Regions from separate parts of the Mus musculus genome. Here all the other regions are linked to region 3. The links are chromatin loops, found by intact Hi-C in ENCODE. Cell type or tissue: left cerebral cortex. All regions are shown on one strand.

Evidence for each region. Peaks named below come from ENCODE experiments on the same cell type or tissue, not always from the same donor. Only the 100,000 strongest peaks of a DNase experiment are listed, where the experiment ranks them.
Region 1: it touches region 3 in a loop (2.6-fold over the local background); 3 of 42 quality-filtered maps call a loop at or near these places.
Region 2: a loop joins it to region 3, with 13 times the contacts of the local background. A loop is called at or near these places in 3 of 42 quality-filtered maps.

The regions. Positions count from the first base shown.
Region 1 is chr3:8,286,196-8,294,195 of GRCm38, forward strand. No RefSeq gene overlaps it. Among named protein-coding and RNA genes, the nearest start is that of Gm24614, 140 kb to the right of the region's middle. In left cerebral cortex, no CTCF peak of the experiment used is centred here; DNase peaks (open chromatin) are centred at 4,444, 6,262 and 7,024.
Region 2 is chr3:7,530,400-7,538,399 of GRCm38, forward strand. The region is part of intron 7 of Zc2hc1a (zinc finger, C2HC-type containing 1A); the gene reads left to right. Among named protein-coding and RNA genes, the nearest start is that of Zc2hc1a, 31 kb to the left of the region's middle. In left cerebral cortex, a CTCF peak has its summit at 4,907 (motif pointing right); a DNase peak (open chromatin) is centred at 4,912.
Region 3 is chr3:8,510,290-8,518,289 of GRCm38, forward strand. All of the region lies in intron 1 of Stmn2 (stathmin-like 2), which reads left to right. Among named protein-coding and RNA genes, the nearest start is that of Stmn2, 4.8 kb to the left of the region's middle. In left cerebral cortex, a CTCF peak has its summit at 3,583 (motif pointing right); DNase peaks (open chromatin) are centred at 79, 179, 865, 1,451 and 3 more places; H3K4me3 peaks cover 3,493 bases; H3K27ac peaks cover 3,269 bases.

The sequences.
Region 1 (8,000 bases), 220 kb before region 3:
CCTGTATGAATCATCAGTTGGCAGCTTCTAGTCTCATTAGACCACAGACTATTGGTCCACCAAACATGTCTCATACACACTTCCTGATGGCAGGAGTCCTTAGATCCAACCCACTCTCAGGAATTCTGTGTTCTTCTGGCCTCTCAGGCTCAGCCTATAGCTTCCCCCAACAGCAGGGCAGTGGACATTAAACGACCTGCAGCACCCCTTTCAGTGACTAGAATGTGTTGTACTATGTTATCTTGATATGTGATGGCCTCTATCATACCAACGTGCATTTTCCTATAGCCACTGAGAATGTATTCTCTCTGGTTCTGTTGACTCTGCGTACTTCCTTTCTCACTGTGCCTCTTAGGGTAAGGCTCTCCGTTTGACCTGCTTCTCAGGTAAGGCGGCTGTGCTCTCCTTACTAGAGACATGCACAAGCCCTATTCTTCCCTTTTTGTCTCAGAAGGCCAGGCAAGAATTTTAAAGCTCAAAATCAAGAGTGAGTCTTGAGTTAGTAATTTTTCTCTTACAGATATTTTATCCCTTCTCCAGGAAGGCCATTAACTTGGGGTAACAGAACACTCACTAAGTAAAAGGAAGCACCAGGAAAAATCACAGATGTACATATCATTTATGATATACATCATAAGACATATGTTATAATAAATTATATATTAATATGTAATATATGCATATACAATTTCCTACAATCCTATGTTTCTGGTGTAAAAGCATAGCATTCTTACTAAACTCAAAATCACCAAACACAACAGCTTTATAAAGCACCTTGCCCCCATCTTAGGTGAATAGCAGCAGGATACACTAAAAAATAAAGAAACTTTTGTCTGCAATGTTCTTATTTCTTCAAATGCAAATAACATAGAAATTTGAAAAAGAAGAAAATCTGATTCCAGCTCCATGTCCCAAGGAAAATGCATAGAGCTCAATTAACAGCATAGAAAATGATGTTTCAAGAAATTGATGTCGTAACTGAATCAAGATTTCCAAATGCCAGTTCACAAATGGTCTTTGAGTCTTCCTGATATTTATGTGTGTCTAAATATAGAACATAAAAGGTTTTTTAAAGCATGATGTGTCTTATTAAAGGTGAAGTTTTTCATCTCCCTCTTCACTGTTTCTCCTATCTGTATGCACTCAAGGATTCTATACGTGTATTAAAAATCAGATGTTACTCTTAGTCTTCAGAAGCAGATTCTGACATTTCAGGTGCTTCTATGATCCAAGCCTTATTGTTCTGATTGATTAACAAATTACCTTCCAGAGAGTCTACTCATCAAACTCACTGGACAATAATGCTTGGGAAACATTGGCCTCCCCTGAGTGAGTTCCCACAGGCAAAGCCTGAGTCTGTGCTGTTTATCATTGTCTCCTGGGGTCTGGCAGAGCAGGTGGCATATGTGAGACACGAGTAAACAGATTCAATGAGTGAATGGTCTTCCTGCAAGCAGGTGCTCACAGCCTTGGGGTTATGTGTTCCGCAGGGTAGCAACTCTATGAGTCACCACCTTGCCTTCTGCTATGGTTTAAACAGAAGATGTCCCAACATGGCCTCAGTGTGGTCAAGCCTTGAATGTTGGGCAGTTGGGCACTGCTCTGGGAAGTGATGGAAACTCTGTGGAACAGATTCTTTCTGGAGGAAGTATCTTGGGGTGAACTTTTGGCCTTCCCATATTCTCTACTTCCTGCCCTCTCTGAGATGAGCACCCTCTGTTACAGACTCTTGCCACTATGATGTTCTATCTTGCCACAAGCCCAGAATCATCAAAGCCAGTGGTCATGGGCAGAAACTTCTCAAAGTTGTATAGATGTTATGCTTGGTCCTTCCTCCCAGATCCATGCTCCCAGAAATAAGACTCAGATTTAAAATATATTAACAAAGCACCTTGGCTCTCTGCTAGGCTCACCTCTGACTAGAATCATGATTTACGATAGCTCATTGATTTTAATCTGCATCTATCACATGGCTGCTTATCTGTGTTCAGGTCCCTCATGGTCTCCTCCCTCTTCCCAGGCAGCCCTTCCCACACCTGACACTATCCCAGAAGTTTACCTACTCCCAGATGCCCCACCTTCTATTTCCTGCCTAAAACGTTGACCATAGACTTTTATAATTGACAGCTGATGCATATATACGCAAGATATTCTCCCTACAATTGTGAGCAAACATGACCCCAACCTCCTCTGAGTTGTCTCAGCTATATGTCAGAGCTATAGAAACATAATTAATACACTCTCTGAGAGCCTTTCTTTTTTTTTTTTTTTTTTTGTCTCACAAAGCACATGTTCTTCAGTCTAGAATGAAAGAGAAAAATAATTGAGGGTGTATCATTTCAGAATGCCTTAATCAGGATATTTTTTCCAGAAGGAAATTGGATTGTGTCCAAGGAAACAAGGTGTCTGCTGGCCGCTTGCCAGTCCTGAGGTCTGCTGTGCTCACCATGTTGAGACTGCCTTGCCCTTGGTCCTGAGGGAAAACTGATCTCACTCTAGGAAACACAGAAGCTCACTGACACACCCTTCTCTATTCTTGAGAGTCTCTCCTTTTATGTGGGTCCCTATGTCTAGAAAACTAGAAAAATGTTACTCATTTTCAAGACACTAATGCACAAAATTTGTTGAGAATAAATTGTTCAAAAATAAAATGAACCTTAAGAGGTGTGCTGCTGGCTCCAGTAGTGTACTAAACAACAGGGAGACAAAGAGCACCTAAAATAATAGCTACTCAGAGGCACTGTGTCACTTTGCAGAACTCATGGCTTCCTCCAACAGTACACCCTTTCTCTGATGTTTCCTTTCCAGTAATCAATAAGAGGTTGCTTGGAGTAGTTGTGACCAGAGCACACAGATCCTTCTGAGAATCCACCTTTTGTCACCTCACCCCATGTCTATTCAAACTTCTGAATCTAAGTTCCCAGGTCTGAGAAATCTCATCATCCCTCATTTAAACAGTGAGAGATGGTGTGTTCAACTTTTCTCATTTTAAATGATCAATGAGACACAGAAATCATTGTTAAGCATAACTGGGACCCATTATACCAGAAACTGTTGAGTGCAAAAATAATTTCAGTAATCACTTATGATGATCAAATGTGTACTTTCCACTAAATCACAAAGGCCCAGTCATATTTGCTTTTTAGTCCAAATCATTATTTTATACCCAGCCACTGAAACTTCCTGGAGGTGCTAATTTTCTTTACTTTTCAAACAGCTTTTTATTCATATCCTCCCTTCTTTGTTGTCTGCTCATTTATCTGTATAAAACTGTGTTAACCTAAAACATTTTAGTGCAGATCTTTCTGTGACTGATGGTTCTCCAGCAGTTATGAAAAGCAATTCTTCTATCACTATTCATGCCACCTTCCTTTGCCTGGGAAACCCCCAAATTATTTTTCTTAATTCCAAGGCATCAGAGCTCCTGTTTCCATAAAAAATTCATAAATACAGTCTGAGTTATAGCATTAATATAGTATGCTTCTGAAATGCATTAACTCACCATGAGTCGTAAGTTTCTGTAAACCACAACCCTCCCCCCCCCCAAAAAAAGCCTTTTCAACTTGTTTTCGCAGCTGTTTAAGGCCCTTCCTTCAGTGTAGATTTCTGCTTCCTTTCTTCATATGAGAAACATCTCTTGGTTCTCAGTGTCTCTGTCTTGATCTTCCACATAATAACCTGAAGTTACTATAATTCATTGCCAGATAAAAGTACACCTTTTTATTTTCATATATTTGGTCCCTAAACAGGGTATTTAAATGTAATGCTATACTGACAAATTCTTAATCTCTCCAACCATATTTTAATTCATTTTTCATGCATGAATTATTTAGATCTCCTGGTAGCGACAAATGTTGTAAGACCATAAGAATGTAGATAATAGCTTAAGAGTGACATGAGTTCAAATCTAAGCTGTACCTTATATATGGGCTTGCCCAATGTGCTAGCCCTTCTGAGATTCATGTGTCCACTGTGATTGCTAAGTAGAAGATCACAACCCTTCACTGGAAACAGCTTATTGCTAGTTGCTGGATGGCTTCATAACTGCTATGGTTAGGATATGTCCTCCAGATGTGTATAGTTGGAAACTGATTCCGCAGATTTATATGTTAATGGTATTTGGATGCGGATACTATAGAATAACTATGATTAGATACAACTATGAGAGTGGAGCCTCTTTGATAAACATCATATAAAGGTACAGAGCTCAAGCTAGCTTGCTTGCTATGTCTTAGCACAGGACACAATGCCCTCCTTCATGCTATTTTGTAGCAAACTGTCCCTGTCAGATGTCTGCACCACACACTTGAACTTTCCAGGCTCTAGAATATAGGCTAAATCACCTTCTGTTCTTTATAAGTTTCTCAGTGGGTAGCATCCAGTTATAGCAACAGCAAGTAAGGAAGGTAATAAAATCCTGATGGGGTGTTCTAGCAATATTTACTCACTTTTTTCTCATTACCATAACCATTTCCTCAGTTGGTTTCCTTGGGTGACTTCCACTCAGTGTGCAAGCACACTATAAAACCCTCCAAGACTTCTTTGAGCCCCAATTCTAAATTTATCTTTGGGCATGTACAAAGGAGAGGGGAGCAGATGGAACAATGAAAATCATATGCAAGAGGTTAAACAGGAACATTTTCAAGATGGAAAAGAATTAAAAATCACCCTTTGAGAAAAATGGTTCCTTTTTAACATACAGAAATTTTAAAATATTTTTTTAAAAATCTGATCAGCTTTAATTTTAACCATACAGACTCCTGTCTCTGACTGCCTTATATAATTAAATAATGGATGATTCCCAAACCACTCACTCTTCCCAGGCAAATTTTCTTTTCTGGTATGGAAGGAACCATTCACACTTCTGACTATTAGAATGAATCTAACTAGAGTCAAAGAATTGTTGTCTGAAGTGGATCCCTAGCACCACTCCAAAACCAACATGCCTTTTCAGGAATTCAAAACTGATAGAACAATTAACATGATATAAAAGAGGTATATAGACAAATGTAGTCTATCTAAATAGACAGCAGTCAGTCATAAACATATTTGTAATTGTTTACCTAGGGCTGTCATGTCATTATAATTGTTATGGACTACCACACTTAACACTTTAGCACTTGACCTGTGGCTTGTCTAAGTTGAGATATGTTTTTGAATGTAAAGTATATATTAGATTCCAAATATTTGGTAAGAAAAATTCCAAATATAATCAATAATTCATTATGATTAATTATTGCATTAATAATTCATAGTTATCAATTAATCAACATTTATGTTAGTGTTAACATTTATTATTAATAATTGTTCTGTTGACTACATGTAAAACTATTTTTCAAATTTAAGTTAAATGAATATATTAACAAAATTAAATGTACAAATTTGTTTTTTCCTGCTCTTAATGTGGCTATTAAAACTTTTTAATTACACATGTGCTTGTACTTGTAGTTTTACTTATATTTTTTGTACAGCAGTGATTTAATGACATTTCAGATGCTAATGATTCTAGGAAAAAGAAACTTAAGGATCCTGGTCAAGTCAAAAGCCCTTGATGCTCATCACTCCTTCCTGTTTCTACAGCCTTGTCCTAGAGGAAAGCCCAGTGCAGGACCTCTGAAGGAGACAATGGGTACCTAAAGAACTCTGTCTTTGCTTGGCTACCAAATCCATGCTCTCTACCACGTTCTGAGTTGGTTTCCCCAAGTCATGCATTTATAACCATAGCCCACTAAAGGAAGGATCACACTGTCTTTATACCTCATTCCTAACTACTACCTATAAATATCCAATAGCCTCATTCTGTTCCAGGTCCAAGCCATTACTTGTGTTTCCTGTACTTCTTCTCCTCTGCCCCTGGGCTTTCACTCCATTTTCCCCCAATTCCTCTTTATCTCTACAGGCATTTTTTACACTGTCCTTTGATGCATCTCACTATATGTATTCTTGGTAGCCCCTCAAGACTAACAACGCCTTAGAAGGAGAGTTACCTCCTTAAGCTTAAGATTATTAATTTACCCAACAATGCTTGAAATACGTGGAATGCTATTTAAAGAGTGCAAGATTTTCTGTGGTGGAATGTTTCTTCTGCCTGAGATGAAATGTCTGGCTCAGAGAGCAGAACTATGAGAAGTGCTATCTAGGCAACTGCACTGCTGCTCCCCTCTCGCTGTTGGTGATATATGGCACCACAGCTTGAGAGAACTCTACAGAGCACTCATTTTTCATCTTGACTTTTCACTTAAAAAGATTCATAGGTTGAAAACAAGCAATAGATATCATGACTGGTAAGACCATCCCAACATCTTTCAAGACCTACTTGTTTACTGGAGTAGATTATGTCACACTTCAAGAACAGACTCATTTGATACATACAGAAAGCAATTTCAGCATAGAAAAAATACTTACAAAGTCCCCAAGAAACATCAAACAACAGCTAACTCTAAAGAAGACATCTTGGGAGGATTACACTAACTTTTCCATGGAGCCAGATTGATTATGTTTGTGCATGTGATAGTTTCAGTGGCATGATGTACTCCAGGATGCTAAAAGCCTGGCTTCACGTGTTCTTTGATTAGGTATTCATCTCATTGACGGAATATGTTAGAGCTTACTACTTTTTGTACAAAAAAAAAAAAAAAGAGTAGTTGTTTAAGGCTGCTGATTTTCTGAGATCAATCAAGGGAATTCACATAAGAGTGGCTAAGCAGATGATTTTTAAAAATACATGATCCTTAGTACAGTATTGAAAAATAAAGTACTACAGCCCCATCAATTAAAACAGAAATACAACAGTGTCCTAAGTGTTCCTACAAGGGTATTTTTGAACTAACATGTAGTTGGTGGACCAAGAAAAGCAGATCATTCTCCAAAATGTAGGTGGATCTCATTCAATCACTTAAAAACCTAAATTAAACAAAAAGTCTAACTCTCTTCAGTTAAGGATGAATCTTTTTCTTTCTTAAATGCACAAGGGCTTGAAGTGACACTTTTGTGCTTTCTGGGCTTTGATCCAGGAATCTCATGAAGCATCCCTGGTTCTTAGCCTCTCAGAAATGGGTGAAACTATATCCTTAGCTTCCCTGGCTCTGCAGCCTGCTGACTCATCCCATAGATATTTAAGGATAGCAGCCTCCAGTTCCGGATAATAAATCCCTTTAGGGTCAGAAATGTAGACTTTTGGATATGTCTCCTACTGGTTCTGTTCCTCTGGAAAACATTTACTCTTCTATTCCACCAAATTCCCTGATCATAGAAAGTAAACACAAGTCCTATTGACATTTTGCAGAAATTTAATTAAGTAGATTGTCCAAGTTTATGTGGTTATAAAGACTCTGCAGAAATTAAACCAAGCCCAACTCCAAAGGACTAGTTCTTATATTCTGATGTTCTGTCTTCCAAAGAGTAATTCTATGTACAGCAAATACATTTAGTCATACAAACAAACAGAAATGTGGTAGATATTATAATACCTATGTGATTAAACCACTGTAGGAGTCAAGGTGCTCTGAAGGAACATAAAAACTAATAGAATAAATCTATGTGGATGTGAAGAAAAGAGGTTTATTGGAGTGGCTTACATGTGTGGTCTAGCTAGTCCAATAAGGGCCATGTACCAATGGAAAGTGAAAGAATACAGTAGGTGTTCAGACCACAAGAATGGATATCTCAGCTGTTCTTCAGTATATTCTAGAATCCAGAAGTGTATTCTAATGCTAGTGACTCGCCACTGAGATTGAAGACAAAAGGGCAATGAGCATAAGCTTTTTCTTCCATATCCTTTATATAGGCTACCACCTGAAGATGTGGTCCGAATTAAAAGTAGGTCTTCCCACCTCAAAAGATCTGGATTAAAGGTGGGTCTTCCCATGTCAAATAATTTAACTAAGAAAAAAATTCCCTTGGTGTACTCAGCCACTTGGGTTTTACTTAATTCCAGATTAACTCAAGTTGACAACAAGAATAGTCATTGCAGCCACTTAGTGCAATTTCTGCTGCTGTAA
Region 2 (8,000 bases), 980 kb before region 3:
CTCACTATGTAGTATTGCATAGGCACAACAGCTAACTCAAAACCTTTTTACCATAACAAAGAGAATTGTTTTTAGTTAGGATATAGTCCTTTTAGTGTTTTAGGTATTGCTAATCATAAATTAGAAGCAGTATTTTTTAATACTTGTTTTTACTGATGGTTTTCTCTTTGGTTGGAGTAAGTGGTATGACAAACTTTAAGTAAACTGTGCACAGAAAGCTGGCTGATAGGATTTTTCAAAAAAGAATTTTGGGACTGGGTAGATGGCTCAGTAATTAACGTACTTGCTGTACAAGCACAAGGTTGAGGGTTCTGGGACCTAGAAGCCTTGCAACACTGAGTGGACATAGCAGTCTGCCTGTGTCTCCAGCCCTGAAAGGTATTGTCTGAGTCACCTGATTCAACTGGCTAGCAAGATGAGCTTTACCAACTAACTCAGGGTTTGATTGAGAGACCTGATTCAGTGAATAAAGAACAAGGATGATTCCTGATACCAACTTCCTACATGCAGGTCACACATCCAAAAAACAAAAAAAAAAAAACACCATCAAAACAAAAACCACATGCATATCTATGCAAACACCACACCCACGAGACAGAGCAAGCACAGGGGTGAGTGGAAACACACCTATTATGGAGGTAGACAGTGGGGCACTTGTGTTCTACTGTGCCACTAAGTAAGTGTGCAACCTTGAGTATGTCTCTCTGAAGACACTTGGTGACTGTGTTTATAAAGACTTTCATAACTAATTTAAGAAGCCTGATCAAAAACCTGACTTATATGATCCCAAAGAGAAAATATGTTTTACTAACAGGCAAAGATTTTGAACATTTGCTTTTCCAAGTATTCCATGAAATTTAACACTTAGGATGCCCCATAACATACTAAATTGGCAGTCATATATGTTCAGATTCCAATTGTCTATATAGAAGGCCCTTCTCCTTGAACCAGAGTCATTGTTTGCTTCTAGTCAATATATTTTCTGTATCACAGTATTGATTGGAGATTACTATTCTCCTGTTACGAGAAGCAGTCAACAGCTATCTACAGAGTGCCAGCTACCATTTCTGTATTAGAGTCTTTAGAGCAGCGATTCATTTTATTGTTGTCTTTAAGTGTAAACACCATGGTGATCTAATTGAAGGAAAAAAAGAATCCCTACCTAAAGGTCTAGTGTTTTTATGGAATGATGGCAAAACTAATTAATCAGTAAGTTAAAAATTTCATCTATAAACCAGACTCATAGAAAAGTGGTTCTGTAAAAGACTTTCTTAAAGTTTGCCTGACAGTGATGTTTTTCAGTTATGCATTGACTTATATTGAGGTATTTGGTTAGTTGTAACATTGAAGGGACTGAAAATCATCTGAGCTTGATAAATGTTAGCACTTCATGATCCTACAGCTGTTTCAAGCATTGTTTATAGCATTTAGCATCGTTCACTTTACTCATGTATTCTAGTCTTATGCATCATATATTGGTATCATCACATTTTAATGTTTGTACTTGGAAAAAGTCTTACATTTGATAATTAAGTTCTAGATAACCTGTGGTTATTTCTATAGTTTTTTTTAAAAACAACATATTCAAATAGATTTTTCATCCTAATTCTAAAATTTAGTTTTATTTAGCCGGGAAATTTTCAGAAATATGATGCAACACTGAGTTATTAAATTCCGTGGCATCTGAATAAGATCACAAACTGACACAGCTGTGTTCTTGCAAGCACTGCTTACTAAAATGTTTGTAATTTTAAATATATACCAAACGTATCCTTTCCAATAGCTGAATTACTGTCTTCAGTAATTTACTTCTGTTACTGTAAAAACATAAACCTGTCTATATTTGATCATAGTAGATGAGGTAAAAAGTAGAGCTGCAGGGTACATACATGTAAAGAACATTTCTGAGTGCCGGGGACATGTGTATGGTAATGTGTGCGTGTGTGTGCAGGCCTGGGTCAGCATTGACTGTCTTTATCTCCACATATTTTCAGCCAGGATTTATCATTGGATCGCTAGTTCATCAATTCTGCTAGCATGGCTAGCCAGAGCTGAGACTCTCCTGGCATCCCTGGTATCAATGCACGGGATGATACAGGATGATGCTCAGTCTTGTACATGGTTTCTGGGGATGCAAACTCGCTTTCTCCTCTTTCCCGTGCAGCACTTTTCTGACTGAGCCACCATCCCCCCAACCCTGGAGAACATCTTCTAATAAAAAATTGAATTTGATTATCAATATGTTATGGTTTTAAATTAGTAAGAAATGTCACTAGATTTTGTATGATAGGAACATGTTCCTTTAATTTTTTCTTTGACATCTATTCATTTTGTATGTGGATGTGTATGCCAAGGCATACAGGTGGAAATCATGGAGCAGCTTTTGGGCAATAGGTGCTCTTTTTCTCTCCATGTGCGTCCTGGGGTTTGAACTCAGGTCGTCGGGGTTAGCTGAAAGCAGCTTTACCTGCTGAGCACCTCACCAACCCTAAACCCTTTTTCTTTTGTAGAATAATATTCTGGCATATGAACCTAGCATTTTTAAATGATTGAAGCTATTGGGTTAGGGTGTTTTGTTTTGTTTTGTTTTGTTTATTGTGGAGTTGATACACAGAATTACCTGTCATGTATTGGAATACACACGCGCACACACACACGCACACACATGCACACACACACGCACACGAGCGCACACGCACACACACAGACACAAACACACGCACACACACACAGAGACACACACACACACATGCACACACACGCACACAGACACAGACACACACACACGCACACACACGCGCATGCGCGCACACACGCGCGCGCGCGCGCGCACACACACACACACAGACACATACACAGAGACACACACACAGGCATGCGCGAACACACACACACAGACACACACATGCACACACACACACACACACACACACACACACTCACAGATCATTCTAGAGCTTTAAATGTCATAGACTATGACATAGAATGTCCTAGCTATACAAAGATTGATAAAATGTAGAGATCCATGAAGTAACAGATGGTACCTGGTAAAATTTTCCAATGTGATTCCAGAAATCCTCTTGATTATGCAGCGATCTGTGCTGCTTTCTGTCGTTAAAGACTCTTCATTAACAGGGAAGTTTGTCAGTGGACTTCTTCTTTATATCTTTATATCCTTTATGCCAAGGAGCTTTTCTTAGGTTGAAACTTACTTCAAGCCAGAAATAGGTTAAGACTATTACCAAGTATTCCCTAAAGTAGCCATTCAGCTACGAAGACTTCGAAAACTCAAAACAGTGCTGTAAAAAATTTTGATAAGTAATTGCCATTTATAAATTTTAGTTTGTATATACAACCTAACAATAGGAGATTGTAGCAGAACATATAATTTATTTTAGCCCCAATAAAATTTACTAAAATTTGGTCTAAGAAACATTTGAATTATGTTTTGCCTAAAATGTAATCATTTATATAGTCAGTATTTACACCTTTATATAGGGTTTTTAAATGTATATTACAGGGGGTTGAATGTAACTCACATGTCTGGCAGGAACAGTCCTTTCACATAGTTTTCACAGTGTGACCTGACCCTGGGCTCTCTATGTGTACTGAAGGAGACAGTCATCTTAGAGAACTACCTGGATTGTTCTATGAGCCTAAGCATCTCTTTTTGCTTGCCAATTCACATGTAGGATTTAAATATTTGTTACCATAATTAAACAGTCTGTTTTTAGTTAAAGTTCATGTTTGTTCTGTGTGGTGCTGTGGCTTAAAGCCAGAGCTTTAAGTATGCTAAACTGAAATTTTCTTAAAATATAATTTTAGTAACTATTTCTCTGAAACAGATTTTATTTCTTACTCATAACCCACAGATGCATTTTAAAGGTAGTATTTGTGACAGTATTGCTTTAATAATCATTTAACATTTAACAGTTCAAAGAAAAATAAGACTAATTAGAATTTGAAGTTGTTGGATTCTCTAATCTTTTAAAATTAAAGATAAATTTAATCTCAAAGATGTGTAGAAATAATGTTTAAAACATTGACTGAAGGCTGTTTGTAATGTGCACACTACTACATACATACTGTGGACACCAAGTTTGACTACATACACAAAGAACATCAAATGACTGTAACATTCCTCCTGAGAGGCCCTTACAATTTGGACTGATAATCAAATTCTTTTTCTATACTAACCTCTTTAAGAACTCCACTCTTTTGTTTGTTACTCTGTTTTATGAAATTTGTAGTGTCTGACACATCAGATTGTTTCTCTAAGGCTTACTGAGTAACTTAATAAGAAAAAGATTAAAGCACAATTGGGTGAGCAGATATCTCTTTAAAAGAATATATGTTTGCATAATATGTATATAGAAGTGTGTGCATATAGTGTATGTATATATATATGTGTGTATAATGTGTATATATATTTGTGTATGTGTATATGTGTATAGATGTGTATATATAATTATGAATATAGATGTGTATGTATAATGTATGAATATAGATGTGTGTGTATAATGTATGTATATAGATGTGTGTGTATATAATGTATGTATATAGATGTGTATGTATAATGTATGTATATAGGGTGTGTTTGGGTGTTTGTACATGTTTACACACATACATTTGAGACTGGATCTCACTGTGCAATTTTGTATGTCTTAGAACTCACTATGTAGACTAGACAGGGCTAAAATTCACAGTGATAGGATTAAAGGCATACACTACCACACCTAGCTTAAAAATATGTTTTTAATGTTACATATGGCATGTTTCTTACCAGCCATTTCAGATAGTTTTTCTAATTTGTTAATTTTCCTATTCTGTCTTGTGAATTGGTATTTGTTGATGGTAGATGATTAGAATATGAAGTCTCCAACAGACCTGCAGTTAGCACTAAGGTCCACTAGATGGAGATATTGCATACTTTATATTTTAAAAGGTTTCACAATGGTGTGGTTAGTTAATGTCTCCTTGGGCTTCTTTCCTGTGACATTTAGAATGACTATGTCTTTTAAAGTACAGATCATGGCTTGCCTTTTCGCTACATATATTTCAGAAATAAACTCATTGCTTATTTGAGGGTGAGATAAGGTAAATATACAAGCATTCCACATTCAGTTATTGCAGTTTTTAAATGCAAGGAAAATCAAAGAAAAATAATAGAGATCAGCAAAAATGAAAATTATGTTATTTGTGAATAAAAGCATGAAGTTTCTTCTAGCTTCATGCAAAACATACTTTTCTGATTTATTCCCTACTCAGGATAAATATGGCATTGAATCTGCGTAGAAAGTGGCAAGGTGGCCTGAATGGCCTAATGATGGCACTATATGTACTCAGATCTGTGGCCAGTGTTTTGTCTTGGCAGTCAGGTTATTAAGGGAAGAGGGTAAATTTCTAGTGAACCAGAATGTCTTTTTTTTTGAAGAAAAATAATCCTTATGTCTACATAATTCTTTAGAAACAAGCAACAGTAGCAGTCTCCTTATGGGTACACCTTTATATATTTTGATAGTAAGATGGACAAGTTAGGCCCTCCACTTCGAACTGGAAGATATGTGCAAAGGTTGTATGGCAGTGATACAAAGTCAAACAGTGCCTTCAAAAGACATGAGCTAGTACCCGTTCGCAAGTAAGTACTTATGATGCAGTTTGGTTAGCCTTTATCAGATAGTTCTTACAGGATCTATGTTATAGAATACTGTAATTTCCTTACCTTCTGTGTAAAAATAATCTTCTCTTAACCATTTAAATCTGTTATAGTGCTAAATTGGCTTCAAACCCATAAAATATTTTTATAATTATTAAGAGTTTCTGTTAAAATTAATCTCAATCATGTTTTTATTCTGTTTAATGTTAACATTTGGCTGGAATTGTGACAGTCACTTTCAAAAGTCATTTTTATGAATGTAAAGATTGTTAGGAGTAGTAACCTTATAAGGAAATGTGGAGACCGAATTATATAGTGAAGCAGAAGATAAACTATAGCTAGGAGAAGAAGATCCTTCAGGGTCTATAAATTCCACGTGATGTCCCAGAAGAGATATGATATGCATCAATTCTGGCCTGCTGGCCAAGAAAACTGGCAGTTGGATTCATTCTTGAAACTCCTTGTAGCATGAGATTTCACGATTCAGAGATTTGGGCTTACAATATCTGTCAGTTTTAGTCCTCATTTTTCAGTGATGAAATTAGGATGTAACAAATGAATATTTTTACATTTTTTAATTTATCATTAACAAAGTTAACAGTGCATCCTTCTTATCATCATGAAATATAATGATAAATTTAACTAGGCATGCAATGAAACAGTTACAGGGAAAGATTATAACATAGCATGGTTGCATCTTTGTAATTAGTGGTCATTTGTGGAAGGAAGACATTGTGTTCTGAGCCTTGAATTGATGCATGTGTCAGGGGAAATTGTCTATGAAAAAGATGAAGTGCAATTTCATAGTTAATCTACTTTCTTAAGTAGATTATGTTTGTATGTTTGAGCCATACCATGTAAAATTCACATAAACATGTAGTATAAATGCTTAACTAGGTTGAGACTGGGAAGAAAACTGTTTTGAGTATTTGAACAACATGTAAAGAACTGATCAGCAGAGTTAGTTCTTTCTGCTCTTTGCAGAATGGCTCTTGTTTAGAAGATGTTAGAAAAATAGCCATACAATATCATAGATGTTTAGGCTGTTAACCTCATATGCTTCTTTAATTTTAATCATTTAAAGTTGATATATTTAAAAATATTTTTTATTTATGTATCTTAGTATATTAAGGTGATGATCTGCCTGACAATACTTGTAGAGAGTTTGAAAAGAAAAGTAAAAAAGCACAGCCCCTATTTGAATGCCCCCCCGATGAGTTTTATAGAGAGATATTAACTTAGAAATGTATGACATAATTCTAGTTCTACTTTACAAAAGTAGACTGGAATAAACCTCATATAGGCTTGGGACCATTTGAAGAAGTCTTAGGTATCTCATAAATGCCTGTAGGGTGCGTTCTTCCTTTTTGCTGAAGAAGTGACTACTCAGAACAACTGAGTGTTGAATGTGGGAGTTGTAGTGTGAAAAGTTCAAGTACTAATCTAGCCACACAATAGCATTACAGATTGCACAGGCTCTAGACACAGGTTCTCCAAGATGGACATGTGATACAGTATATTTATACAATATCTCAAAAACAAAGAAGACGTCATGGTGAAAGGAGATGATATCAGTATAGTTAGTATAGTAAGTTTTTGAAGGATAGCTACTATCATATATTTTGAAAGTAGTTATTTAACCTTTAGGGTGCTTCCACATTTACCAAGTAAATAGAGTAGGAAGAATTTCACCCAAAAATTGGGACCCTTTAAAGACTTTGTAGTTTGTTTTTTTTTTTTTTTTTTCTTGCTTTTTGCTTGCTTGCAAATAAACTTAGTCCTAAAAGAAGAGGCAGGGACTGATGTCATACTGGCTTTCCGAGTCTTGATTCTGTGGCATACGTGGAGTCACCTTGGTAAAGTTACTTAAGTGCTTTCTGCCTCAGCTGTCTCAGCCAGCATGAAGTTATTTGTTAGAAGTAAATGACTTGGTCATGCAGTACAGGAATGTGTTTAGGGGATAGTAGTTAACTATTGAAGGTTAACAAAAGTAGTCCTGTAATCAACATGCCGCATTTTCATGGGAGTTTACACCTTAGAGCCTTTCTAATGGTGACCAATTCACCAGTGAGGAAATTCAAGTTACTGTTATTTTTACTATTGCTATTACAAAGCTAATTTTAATATAAATATGTAAATTCCATAACTTTTCATAGTAATGTTATATCATAGTATAGATGTATAAGTTTCTATGATTCCTAAAGTTTCATAATGTGACTTGAAAATAACCTCACTTATTTCAGATATTTCATTCTATGCAGGTGGTGAAATCAAATCAAATTTTAGTAATTTATTTTTCCTCACTCTCAGAAAATGACTATTATGTGAAGTAGCAAGCACATTT
Region 3 (8,000 bases):
GGAGAGCGTGCGCGGCAGGGAGGGGTAAAGGGACCTGGCTTCCCAAGGCGCCGGGGTGGGGTTTCTTTGTGTGTGAAGCAATGGTGGGAGTGTGGGGGGGGGCACCTGCAGCGCTGGGCATACTATGCGGACAGCCCCACCCTGTGCAGAGTCAAGCTGTCCCCACCCGGACCCAGCTCCACACCCTCAGTAGAATGGGGGCCTAATGGGGAGCTCAGCACAACACTGAAAAACCCAACCCTGCGGGAACGGCAGAGCCCCGCCACGCCCCACTCACTCATTAGCAGCCTGCGTGCCTGACCTGACCGCTAACCTCAGCCGCTCCACCCTGGCCTCATTGTTCTTCGTTAACATATTTTTCAGAACCACATTAAATAGGATATTTAAACATAGTGGCAAAAAAAAAATCAAAAAAGGGAAAGAAGCAGGGGGTGGGGGAGCTATTCTGAACTCCTTGGGTCATTTCGGGGGGAGGGGAGGGGGCAATTAGGGAACCTAGAAGGGTATACAGAAAATAATACAGATAAAGATGTGTAAGGGTGACATAAAGCAAAAGAGGTCAAGGTCTTTAAGATGAGCCTCGTGCAATTTCAATTTTGTGGGTCAGACGGAGCCAAATCTGTAAAACCGCAATAGAGTCCAGTCTAGATCCAGTGCCATCGTTCCGAAAAGGTCCTGTGCTTGTTTCCCTAGGGTAGACAGCCTGGGAGGGGCCTGCACTGGGGAAGCGGCTAGAACCACACACACACACACACACACACACACACACACACACACACACACACTAGATCGAGCTACTGATGCAGAGCAGGAAAAAGGATATGGACTGGCTCCACCCTGCCCTGCCCCACCCTGTCTGCGGAGCCCTGAAGACTCAGGCTCCAGGCTGGCTCCCACGAACTTGGGTGGGGCTGCTGAACAGTCTGCAGTCCGGGCACCCCTCTTTCTAGCCCCGCCTTCCAGAACAGCCCCAAACCCCTCAGGGTGTGCACACATCTGCCCAGGCTCAGGGTCGCAGGACTAAGCCCCTCCCAGCGGATAGAGGCTGTGCAGAAAGGCGAGCCAAGCCTGGCCGCACAAAGACGCAGCCGCGCCCTGCTGGGCCCCTGGACCACAGAGGTGACCCCCTTCCCTGTGGTTCGGGAAGGTGTCCTTGCCCATGCAGAATCCAAGGACCTTTTTCCCAAGCCCAAGCCCATGGCCTTGTGTTCTGGGATAGAGACCCCACTGAGGGTCCTCCAATGGGGCGTGGCTCGACCCCACCCCTCGTTGCTACAACCAAAGCCAGTGAGCTTGGGGAGCAAGCACGTGGCGATCGCGCGTGGACCCGGGCCAGCCCTGCAGCTCTCGCCTTCCTCTCGGAACTGGGCTCTCGCCCCCACAGAGTATCCCAGGAGAGGGTTCTGCGCAGTGTCCTGAGCTACTCTCGGTTGCCACAATTTGCTATCAAGTCGCTTGTCCAGAAGGGTTCTGATGGGGTTTGGGGAGATTTTCCTGCTCTGTCTGTCCCACGGAGAGGTTTCAGCTGCAGACGACTGGCTAGTTACTCCTTGTGACCAGAATTGTGATTCCTTAGAAATCATCATGATTATTAGTCCAAGACTCACTTATCTCCTCTTAAGTCTCATTTGTTCAAAAAGTATGCTGGTCCCTTTTGGTACCGATTAACCCCTTGCCACTAATCTTCCTGATCATCTTTGCCAACCTCCATCCTCTTCCCATACACAACCACAAAACAATTCTATCTGCTTCTGTCCATTTCAGTTTCTATAAAGCAGATGCATTTTGACTTCCCGTTGCTGTGTTGTATGTTCTTGTGGGTGGGATGTGTGCGCTGGTACTTGCTAAGGACAGCCTATGCACCAGATGATCGCTGGGAAATTCTCCACAGAGAATTGTTTTTGTTTCAATGGGCAAAAATTATATATAACTGAGATGTTATGCCCCTCCACAAGAGGATACAACACATACATACATACATACATACATACATACATACATACATACATACATACGTTTATGCACGCATTTTTTATTGTTTCCCCCCAAAAATTCCTCTTCCAAGTGCTTTTTGATACAGTCTCAATTCTACCCAGAAAAACGGATCGTAAAATGGTGACCACCAACCAATGAAACTCCCACCCCACAGATGACAGGTGCCAAGGTCCCTTCTGCCATAATTAGACCGCACTTGTGAAAGTGAGAAGAGACATTACCTCCGCAGTGAAAAGGGTGCCGTTTTGGGTTTTGTTTTTTTTAAAGCATCCCATTGCAAAGGGTAATCAATTAATCTGCAAGGACAGTGCTTTTTCTCCTGATTCATTAAACAATCTATGTATTCAGCATGTTTGCTCTAAGTACATATTGTACCGCCCATTATCTTCTCAAATGGGGGCACAGTATAAACTAAAGCATAAACAATTAGAAATAAAAAATAGAAGATTTTACCAGGATTTCAGGGGGGAAATAAAGAAATAAACGGAGCTTGATAATCAATTACAAATATCTAAGTCATACTCGTAGAGTGGGTGGCAGTAAGCAGGGTTCTGCCCTGTGAAGCACATCGTCAGGCTCTGGAACAATGATGTCTATCATTGAATCTGTGGTGTTTGCCTGCACATGTTAAAAATCTATGAGGAAAAGCATGTTTTTAAATGACCGTTAAGATTCGATTCGTTGTAGATTGAAAAATTAAATTCTAGACCTCTGTTTCATCAAAATTCCTAGCAGTTTTGCACTGACTTACTTACAAACAGATTTGTGGGTTGTTTATTTTTTATGAGAGCCATTGCTTCTTCATTAGACATTTTTTTTTCTATAGGATTTCACTTCTGGCATTTAAATGTTACCATTACTTTTTATTTAAAATTTTAATCGCTTATGGATAAATAGTAATTTGGAAAAATAAACATTAGGTCATTTGGCACGATATGCCTTTCATCAAATATCTGTCAGTTTAAAAAAATGCTGCAAGAAGTTCCATTTTATGTAGACTCAGAACATGCCCTCTCGGGATGCTGGTTCACATAATAAAATAGTTTCCTTTTGTAACTTAGAATCAAAATAGTTACTTGGTTCTGAGTTGATTTTATATCTATCAAGCAAGATTTTTGCATAAAACCCAGATGACTAACTATAAAATAGAAGATGAATCCATATTGTCTTTTCAATGATAAATATAGTACATCTTTAGGGAAATTGCTGTTATTCTGTCCATGGATGCTTTTATTCCCTTAACTGAGATAAAATGTATGTTCGTGTCACTCCAGTAGCTAGTTGTTTGTGAAAGGCTAAATAAAATTGGTCTCAAAGCATGTGGCAGCTAGCTGCACAAACCCAGACCTGGGTGTGGTCAGCCCCACAGGGATAGTTAATCCGAAGCAGCTTCCCACCAGGTTTTTTGTTTGTTTGCTTGTGTTTGTGGAAAAACACGCACTGTTGTTACGATGTAATCTGTAACATTGTATGAATGTCTGATCCACAGAAAACACTCAAACCCAAATGCTTCCAGAACCGAAGCTATTTGCCTCCTAGTTCTTGCAATTGGGAGACCATGGAGTCTGCACTAACTTTTCACACCACTAGAGGGCAATCAATGTCTCTATGATTGATTTTAACCAGGCTACAAACGCTAACTGCTAAAAATAAATAAATAAAATAAAATAAAAAGTTTTCTTTTATTGGAATCATTCGATTGTTGATTTAATAGAATAATGCCATGCTTTGCTCTTGTGAATGAGAAGGGCATGCACATATCTACAGTGGGATGAGAGATTGCAATCTACAAGTTGGCAGAGCCCCGATAATTAGTCCCTCATGATCTTTTTTCCAGTTCCATTACAGCATAATTATTATATCATTTATGTTACTTCTGGGGTTGTATGGTACATAAATGGTAGAAAATGTCAGTAGTAATAGCAAAATTATTTAGAAACAGATGTTTTAATTTGTAAGTAAAGACATAAATTAAAACCATTGTTTACTGATTCATTTATTTAAATATGCCCCATGCTAGGAACAGCTCTAATGTCAGAAGCTCCACCCTTAAAGGAAACTGCAAAAAACAAAACAAAAAGTGAGTGAAGCAGGCAGGAAAACGTGGTCCTGAGGAGGTGTGGCCAGCCTGGCAGCAGCTGCTCTCCATCTTCCCTAAGGATACCTTTTCAAACCAAATCTAATGGGATTTCCATCCAATTGTTGTGCATGTTCAACAGTTATGATTTATATATGACATATTTATAAATATATACAATTATACTTGATAATTGTTGGGAAATGACAGAAAATGGCCTTAAAACCTTCAGGAGTTTTACTAGTATAGTAAATAACTGATACCAATTTTAAAGAAAAAGAAATATATGAGTATAAATTAATTGTAATGATTATCAAAGAAAATCGTTTCAATGTTCAATAGAAGGGAAATTATTTTTTATATACTTTACAAAACTATAATTTACCTTTAAGGTGTTTAATACTATCATGTAAATATGTTTCTCAAACTCTAGTTCAGTTCTCATTGCAGTTTAGATTCTCTGAGGTATGACTGAGGGAAGAGGCGCCTTCAACTCTGACAACCTGCACCCTGATGCCAATTCCAGCCATCAAGTTACCACTGTTAAAATAGAGCGATGATGAGCATGTGCCCCTCAGAGGAAGTCCACTGTCCTGATGAGCATGTGCCCCTCAGAGGAAGTTCCACTGATGATGAGCATGTGCCCCTCAGAGGAAGTTCCACTGTCCTGACTTTTAAATCTGTGGCAATGGATTACAGAATATTTCACTTCCAAACTCATATGCATAGGGATTTGATTCCTCTGAGGATATGTATTCTGTGCCATCACTCTCTCTTAATTAGATTGTTTAAAATATATTTATATTACAGGACTCAACAGAAGGCCTTTGAGGAAAATGGTGGGAGAAATAAGCCTGGCTCTGTGAATATGTGTGTGGGTGGGTGGGTCTGTGACTCAGTTAAGAAAAATAGGGGACTTTCAGGATAGCATTTGAAATGTAAATGAAGAAAATATCCAGAAAAAATTGTTAAATAAAAAAGAAGGGATAATATATAATATGATATTACTGTCACTTACAAATGATACACAGAACAGAAGTTAAAACCAGAACCTTTTAGATGCAGGATAATGCACAAATTACTAGACACTTAACTCCATATGGGGAAGAAAGGAAAACAGGTTAAAATCATACTGAAGTTAGTGTATGTGCATAGATAGTACTTACCAAATTATTCCAACAGAGCATTTAATCCTAGATGTTGCATGAAAAAATATTAAGCATTCACTGGGTTATAAGGAATTCACTAGGTATGACCCTATTTTGGAAAACAGATTAGGTTTGGTATGGTGGTGGCTCATGCCTGCAAATCCCATCACTCAAGACCTAAAGGTAGGAGGGTTTTAGGTTCAAGGTCAACCGGGGCTATACTGTGAGACTCTAATTTAAGCCAAATAAGTAAATAATTTTGCTACTTTCTTAAGTCAATAAAGAACCTCCATTATTCATCATTACTCCTCTAAGGATGTTGGTCTAGAAGGGGAATAAATAGGTCATCAAGGAATATCATTAAAAAGATCATGTATCCGTCTCCCTGTGCAGTGAGTGGCAGGGCAGAGACATGATACACTTCTGGAAACTCTGTCCTGCAGCAATGATACTAAACACACAATGTCTCAAAGACAGCGTTAAAACCAGGATCCCAAATAACAATTGGCCCAGGCGGTTGGTAGACTACAGGGACAGCCCAGAACTGCAGTAAGGTTATCTTTTGTTTGTTGTTTTCAGTGGGTTATTCCAGGACTTTCCAGGTCTCTGGAAGCTGGAAACCCTTAGATTGGTAGTTCTCAACCTTCCTAATGCTACCACCTTTTAATACAGTTGTGGTAACTGTACATTGTGGTAACCCCTAATCATAAAATTATTTTGTTGCTACTTTATAACTGTAATTTTGCTACTATTACTAATCATAATGTAAATATCTGCTATGCAAGATGTCCGATATGCAGCCACCCCCTAAAGGGAATGGTTACACATAGGTTGAGAACGTCTATTTTACATTGTTATAGTTGCTAATCTCTTGTTTTGTTTGGTGGTTGTTGTTTTTGTTGTTGTTGTTGTTTCTGTTACTGTTGTTGCTGTTGTTTTATTTTTAAGAAAGCAATGCTAAGACAGCATGGCAGAGGTTGTGTGTGAATGGTTAATCCTGGAAGTTTTAGAAATAAAAATTAGAGATAATAGAAATGTAAACTGAACACATGAACAAGAATATGTTAGTTCTGTAATAACAATTTTACTGCAGTGTTGCTTTAAGAATCATTGTTCTTAGATGCAGACAAACTGCATCTTTTAATCCTTGCATCCACCCCAGGTATTTAATTTTAATCTTTAGTTTATGAAAGAAACTTAAATCTAAAAGAAATACAGCCTAGGCATCTACATTTAATAAGACTATATATTATTTCAAGTCTATCTTACTAGTTCAAAAGCAAACGCGCAGGAGAGAGCTGTGGGAAAGCTCTGACTCCCTTGTGAGAATTTTTTAATTATCTTTAATAAAAGAATCTGGCCCTGTCATTTGTCAAGGAGACATTTGCAGCAGTAAAGCCAGTGTTTATAATAACCCATTTTCATTAGTCATGATTAAAGATAACATTTTGTGTACATTTGTTATTAATTGATGCATCTCGGCACTCCTGGCACTGGTCACCCGGACTACGCATGTCTGAGATTTGTGCCTGAGAGAAGGCACATGGATGCTGTAAAACAGAGCAAAATCCTTAGCAAAGTTTTTTATTTACAATTTTGTTTACCTTGGGGAAATTATAAGTTCCAAAATCTGTCTTTGATATAAAGCAGGTGAGTAATAGGGCTGATTTGTTTCAGTGATAGACTGTCTGAGTTTCCCTCTTTGCTGGGTCATTTGCAGAGCCTTCAGAAGTTCCCACTTAACAATCGTCCTTCTGCAACCATTATACTTGGGGTCTTAAAGTCTGTGCTATTTTCTCTGTTGTCCAAGAACTAAGGAACAACAAATGGTTGACACTGTGAGCCACCGAATGTCCTTCTATCAAAATGAACATAATTGGGTGCAATCTCTTTAAATCTTTTCTCCAAAATACATTTTACAACAAATATTCTGAAGTCTACACTAAATTTTGATTAGTAATTACCTTGTTTTTAAAAATATTTTTCTATATTGACATCAGTAACAAAGTTTCATTTCTATCAAATAAAATTGCTCACAGTTAACCTAGTTGTTTTCCAGCTGAATTCCTTAGTAACAGAAACCGAACTTCCATGGGAGATGGGGTGGGGGGGCTAATTGATAAGATATGTTGACTTAGAAAATTGAGACCAGGATACACCACCTCTGGTATCAGGGAGTACCAGACTGGTGGCAGCCTCCAGGAACGCGCCTCGGGACGCAGTTCAACATGCAGCAATTTGTTTTATTTCCAATACAAATATCTATTGCCATTCTGTAACTCTGATAGCAAGGCTGCAGCTGTGGTTATCCCCTCCTGATTACCACAGTGCAAACGTGAAAATTACTGCAGTCAATTAAAATCTCTGTGGCAGATCACAAAACCCACACTGCTGTCTCTCAAAAAATTGTTTCTCCTTTCTCCTTCAATCAGAATTCTTCAATTCTTCCTTTTATAATTTTTTAGAAAAAAAAAAGCAGATAAGCCCAGAAGATTAGAAATTGTTTGGGTTCTGCTTGTTTTGTTGTGTTGTGTTTTGTTTTGTTTTGTTTTGTTTTGTTTTGTTTTGTTTTGTTTTTTAACAGATGTCTCAGCAGTTAAGAGCACTGGTTGCATTCCTAGGGGACCCAGGTTCAATTCCCAGAACCCACAGGAAGGCTAACAACTCCAGTACTAGAGGGATCCAATGTCCTCTTCTGGCCTCTTCAGGCACTAGACACACAGGTTGAACACAGACTGACATGCATACAAAACACCCATACACATAAACCAAGTATCTTT